2 separate regions of the Homo sapiens genome follow, and region 1 is linked to region 2. Evidence: chromatin loops called from intact Hi-C (ENCODE). Cell type or tissue: tibial artery. All regions are shown on one strand. Each heading gives the region's core, and the rest is flanking DNA. Links, peaks and the distances in the headings are about the cores only.

Region 1 (2,909 bases), core at 127-2,626, 110 kb after region 2:
AAATTAGCTGGGCATGGTAGCGCGTGCCTGTAATCCCACCTACTCGGGAGGCTGAGGCAGGAGAATCGCTTGAACTAGGGAGTCGGAGGTTGCAGTGAGCCCAGATGGCGCCACTGCACTCCAGCCTGGCGACAGAGCAAGACTCCATCTCAAAAAAAAACAGAAAAAGAAAAAGACTCCCAAAGCCAGGCATGGTGGCTCACACCTGTAGTCCTAGCACTTTGGGAGGCCAAGGCAGGAGGATCACTTGAGGCCAGGAGTTCGAGACCAGCCTGGGCAACATGGTAAGACCCCATCTCTGCTATTTTAAAAAATAAAAAATCAATAAGAGGCTCCCAAGACTTGCGGCCTGAACACCTGGTAGGACAGAGCTACTGAGGGGCTCAGTCTGAGGTAGATTAATTTTGCAGTGTCTAGGAGGCAATTAGAGGCAGGTGGCTGAAGGTCGGGGAGAGGTGACTGAGGGCTTCAGGCAGGACTGAGATGGGGGGTGCCCAGGGACCTCAGAAACCAGGGTACAGCCCAGCCACAGATAACCACTCCCTACCCCTCGCTCCACAGGGTGCGCTGGCTCTGGCCCTGCCTGTGGGTTCCGGTGTGGTGCAGTCGCTGGCCTACCACCCAACAGAGCCCTGCCTGCTGACCGCCATGGGAGGCAGCGTCCAGTGCTGGCGAGAGGAGGCCTATGAGGCAGAGGATGGAGCAGGCTGAAGCCAGGGGACCCACCAACAGGACCAAGGACCGAGACACAGACATGGAAGGACTTCAGATACCATCTTATTCTAGAGACGTAGCTGACCAAAAAGTAGGGGAGGGGCTGGGTCTGCAAATTAATAAATAGAAGAGGGGGTAAGACCTTCCTGGGACCGCAGCCGCTCAGTCCTCGTTCTTCTCATGCATGAAGGCATCCATCTTCTGGGCAAAGGTTTCAGCCACAAGCAGGGGGAAGACCAGGGAGGCGTCAGCATAGACCTGGGTAGGGGGGAACCTGGGTAAGCCATGGGACCCACACTCATCGTCCCAGAGACCCTATGCCCCACCCAGCCAGCGCTTACCTTGACGGGCTGTGCATCCACCCGGATCTTGCCCCAGGAGACAGCCTCGTCTGGTCGGGCACCTGAGTCAGAGCCATCAAACTCCTGGGCTGTGTTGATGTAAACAGCGTAGTCGGCCCCGTTCCGCTGTGGGGAGGCGGGGGCACGGTGGGCCCAGTCAGCCAGTCACAGGAGACAGACACAGAGGGAGGACACCGTAGCCAAACAGGCTGAGAGGTGTGTCCCAGATGAAGGAAGCCCTTCACAGACATTCGCTCCCAGACAGGGCCCATGTCAATGTCTGGGGTCACTAGAGCTGCTGGGCAACGATGGCTGTGTTTCCCCAGACCCAACAGCCAGGTGTCAACAACCCTGCCCCATCTGCAAGGCAGGAGCTGCCAGCAACTCTATCTTCAGAAGCCCTCCAAATCCAACCACCGCCTGCCTCCTGATCCCTGCATGGTCACCACTGTCCTGGACTGGAGTTCTCACTCACCTGCCACCATCTGTTCACCACATGGCCACCAGGGGGAGCATGGGAACCCGAGTCAAGTCCTCTCCCACTTCTCTCAGTGCAAAAGCCAAAGCCCCGCCTCAGCCCACAGGGCCCAGCAGGCTCCCTGTGGCACCTCCCTGCATCACCTCCTGGCCCTCACCACTCCACCTTCCCCTCACCAGGTACCCAGCTGTTCCTGGATTACTTCAGGCGCCCCAGAGCCTTTGCAATGGCTGTTCCCTCTCCTGGGAACTTTGCAATCCAGAAGCTCAATGCTAGTACAGCAGCACAAACTCCTGGCACGGGAGACAACCACATAGCTCCTGGGAGATGCCTCCCCAAACCCCTGCTCCCAGCTCACACTTCCAGAAGCCTCCTTCCAAAACCTCTTGTTGGACAGCACCCCTTTCTCTTCTCATGCCATCATTTAGTATTCCCCGTAGCAATGACTGCCCCCTGACGTGGATGTCACTTGTTTGCTATCTCCCCTACTAGAACATCAGTCCCGGGGAGCAGGGATCCTGGCCTGTCTAGTTCATGCTGTCTACCCAGCACATGGCATAGGCCCACCACACAGCATGTCTGCAGAGTGGGCCGAAGCGCCACCCCCACTCACCATGAGGTTGGCATTGGCAATGTGGTGCTTGACCACGCCCCCGCCCAGAATGATCATCCCAGTGCACTTGGCAAAGATGGCCTGTGTGTTGATGAGCCTCAGGTCTGGGGGAAGAGCGCCGAAGTCAGGCCTTGGACTCAGCCAGCCCTCCTTCCCCTCTCCTCTGTGGCCCTAGCGCCTCACCCTCAACGATGTCCAGGACCAGGCCCGGGTTCTTGTAGGAATGGAAGAAGATCATGTCGCCCAGCGAGCCGTCTGTAAGTGCGGGACTAAACACAGGGATGTGGTTCTGCAGAGAACATGACAGGACAGTGGCTGGAGCTCAGAGCCTCGTCTCCATGCTGGCTATATGACTATCTGACTGTGGATGGGGTGCCTAATTTCTCTAGGACTGTTTCCTCAATTATAAGCATAACAGAAACACCTCTCACAGATGAGGCCTATATGAGAAAACCCACAGAAAACACTTAGTATAGTGCCTGGCACATAAAGAACCAGCCTATTCTTAGCTTGCTGAGCTGTTTCTCTCTCTTTTTTTTTATTCCCTGAGACGGAGTTTCACTCGTTGCCCAGGCTGGAGTGCAATGGCACTATCTCAGCTCACTGCAACCTCTGCCTCCTGGGTTCCAGTGATTCTCCTGCTTCAGCCTCCCGAGTAGCTAGGATTACAGGCGCATGCCACTATGCCCAGCTAATTTTGCATTTTGTTTTTTTAGTAGAGACAGGGTTCCACCATGTTGGCCAGGCTGGTCTTGAACTCCTG
Region 2 (2,909 bases), core at 325-2,824:
TTTCTCTCTGTCACCCCTATGCCCTCTTCCCAACTTGAGGACACAACCAGAAAGTAGCCATCTTTGAGCCAGGAAGAAAGCCCTCACCAAGAACAGAATCTACTGTCATTTTGACCTTGGACTTCATGGTGTCAAGAATCGTATTTTGTTATTGTATTTTGTTATTTTGTAATCGTATTGTATTTTGTTATAGTGGCTCAAGTAGAGTAAAAGACAGAAATGGCAAGAAAGTTAAACCCATCCCACTAGAGGTTTGTCATGGAGGGGACAGAGCGTTGGGTTTAGGCCTGAGCTTTGGAGTTGGAAAGAATTGAGTTCATACTTAGGCGGGGACCTTGAACAAGTCCCTTGAGTTCTCTAAACCTCAATAGCCCCTTCTGTAAAACGAAGATAATAAAGTTGTTGTGAGTGCACCTTGAAACTGCAAGACACATGTCTTAGCACCAGGTAGGCACTCAATAAATAGAGGTAGTGCTATTCTTTTTATTAATGTCTTTCTAGTTGGTCATGCTAATGATATAGTGGGACAGGCAGAACTGGGTCTTCAAGACTTCAGGTGCCAGGCTGAGGAGCTTGGACTTGCACTTGAGAGCACTAGGGAGCCATGGGAGGTGTGTGAGCAGGGAAGAGAGAGAAAAATGTCCCTTTGGTGCCGAGGTGAATGACTAGGAATTGAAGTTTGGGAGACCAAGGAGGACACTTTGACAGGTACCCAGGTGAGTGTCTAGACCTGGGTGGTGGCAATTGGGATGATGGGAGTGAGAAGAAATAAGTAGGTCAGGCTTGGTGGCTCATGCCTGTAATCCCAGCACTTTGGGAGGCCAAGGTGGGTGGATAACCTGCGGTCAGGAATTCAAGACCAGCCTGGCCAACATGGTGAAACCCTGTCTCTACTAAAAATACAAAAATTACCCAGGTGGGGCCAGGTGCAGTGGCTCACGCCTGTAATCCCAGCACTTTGGGAGGCCGAGGCGGGCAGATCACAAGGTCAGGAGTTCAAGACTGGGCTGACCGACATGGTGAAACTCTTGTCTCTACTAAAAATACAAAAATTAGCCAGGCGTGGTGGTGCGTGTCTGTAATCCCAGCTACTCGGGAGGCTGAGGCAGGAGAATTGTTTCAACCCGGGAAGTGGAGGTTGCAGTGAGCCGAGATCATGCTACTGCACTCCAGCCTGGGCAACAAGAGTGAAACTCTGTCTCAGAAAAAGAAAAAAAAAATTATCCAGGCATGGTGGCAGGTACCTGTAATCACAGCTGCCAGGGAGGCTGAGGCAGGAGAATCACATGAACCCGGGAGGTGAAGGTTGCAGTGAGCCGAGATCGCGCTACTGCACTCCAGCCTGGGTGACAGAGTGAGACTCCGTCTCAAAATAATAATAATAATAATAAATAAATAAATACATAAATAAGTAGTTAAGTAGTTCAAGATGAGTATTGGGTATAGGGCTTGAATGGTAGCTCCACGACCCAGGTCGGAAGTAGCAGTTAAGAGGGGTTGGGGTCGGGGTATCAATGTCAGTTTTCACTTTGCCTAGAATATTTTTTCTTGTTGTGTCTTCCTGAAATATTCTTACTGGTCTTTGGAGACACTGCCCAAAGATCCCTCCTCTGAGAATCTCCCTGGAACATGTGTGGTCCTGCAAAGCTGCTGCTCATGATGTTATCCTACAAACATCCAAATCCCGGCATATGAGTTTCTCTAGGGCAGTCTCTGGCTGGTTCCATTGTAGGATCTGTCCACGCCCTGCATATGCCTGGTACCAAAAAAGGAAACTGGGTCTGCAGGACGTTGCTGCAGTTCAGGCATTGGCCGCGTGGGGGCAGAAGTGCACAGGTCAAAGCGTCTGGAAAAAGCCCTCAGGCTGCAGGACCAGCAGAGCATCACCAAGGACGTCCCTGGTTGAGAACTACGTCTTTTTATTCGTTTTAAAGGGGCGCATAGGCACTAGGATCCAGTTTTGTCCACCTAACCCACCCACCCAGCGACACACGCCCCGCAGCCCATAGCTGGAGGATATTTACGCAAAACCTAAATCAGATCAGTCTTTCCTTTGCTCAGAACATTTTTTTTTTTTGAGGGACGGAGTCTTGCTCTGTCGCCCAGACTGGAGTGCAATGGTGCAATCTCGGCTTACTACAACCTCCACCTCCCAGGTTCATGTAACTCTCCTGCCTCAGCCTCCCGAATAGCTGGGATTACAGATGTGAGCCACCACGCCCAGCTAGTTTTTGTATTTTTAATAGAGACGGGGTTTCACCACGTTGGTCGGGCTGGTCTCGAACTCCTGACCTCAAGTGATCCACCCGCCTCGGCCTCCCAAAGTGCCGGGATTACAGGCATGAGCCATCGCGCCCAGCCTGCTCAGAACCATTTGTGGCTCCCACTTAACCCAGTGGGAGTGCTGAAATAACTTAAACATTTTACATGGCATTTACAAATGCGATATTTTATTCTTTAATCCTTTAAAATCTCTCCATCAATAAAACTCTTCAGAAGTCCTTACCAGTTGTTACAAATCTAAAATATAAATATACAAATAAGTGGTAATGTATGTTCTCTCAAACATTCTGACACTACTTCTACACTCAACCAAATTGTGATATACTTTTCCATTTAAAATTACCAGTCTTGGCCGGACGTGGTGGCTCACGCCTGTAATCCCAGTACTTTGGGAGGCCAAGGCGGGTGGATCAACTGAGGTCAGGAGTTCAAGACCAGCCTGGCCAACATGATGAAACCCCATCTCTACTAAAAATACAAAAAAGTTAGCCAGGTGTGGTGGCCGGTGCCTGTAATCTCAGTTACTTGGGAGGGTGAGGCAGGAGAATCGCTTGAGCCTGGGAGGCAGAGGTTGCGGTGAGCCGAGATCAAGCCATTACACTCCAGCCTGGGCAACAAAGCAAAAC

What was found. A loop is a pair of places that touch in the nucleus more often than their neighbours do. Peaks named below come from ENCODE experiments on the same cell type or tissue, not always from the same donor. Only the 100,000 strongest peaks of a DNase experiment are listed, where the experiment ranks them.
Region 1: it touches region 2 in a loop (3-fold over the local background); 86 of 110 quality-filtered maps call a loop at or near these places.

The regions. Positions count from the first base shown.
Region 1 is chr19:12,674,962-12,677,870 of GRCh38, forward strand. WDR83 (WD repeat domain 83) reads left to right here. Exons shown (of 11, transcript NM_001099737.3): 11 at 562-871. The coding sequence ends at 711. It overlaps DHPS (deoxyhypusine synthase), which reads right to left. Exons shown (of 9, transcript NM_001930.4): 6 at 2,330-2,435; 7 at 2,147-2,250; 8 at 1,056-1,181; 9 at 756-972. The coding sequence ends at 877. Among named protein-coding and RNA genes, the nearest start is that of DHPS, 5.5 kb to the right of the region's middle. RefSeq lists an enhancer at 1,446-1,495. In tibial artery, for the core only: a CTCF peak has its summit at 1,563 (motif pointing right); a DNase peak (open chromatin) is centred at 1,564.
Region 2 is chr19:12,562,437-12,565,345 of GRCh38, forward strand. No RefSeq gene overlaps it. Among named protein-coding and RNA genes, the nearest start is that of LINC02926, 12 kb to the left of the region's middle. In tibial artery, for the core only: a CTCF peak has its summit at 1,803 (motif pointing right); a DNase peak (open chromatin) is centred at 1,815; H3K27ac peaks cover 543 bases.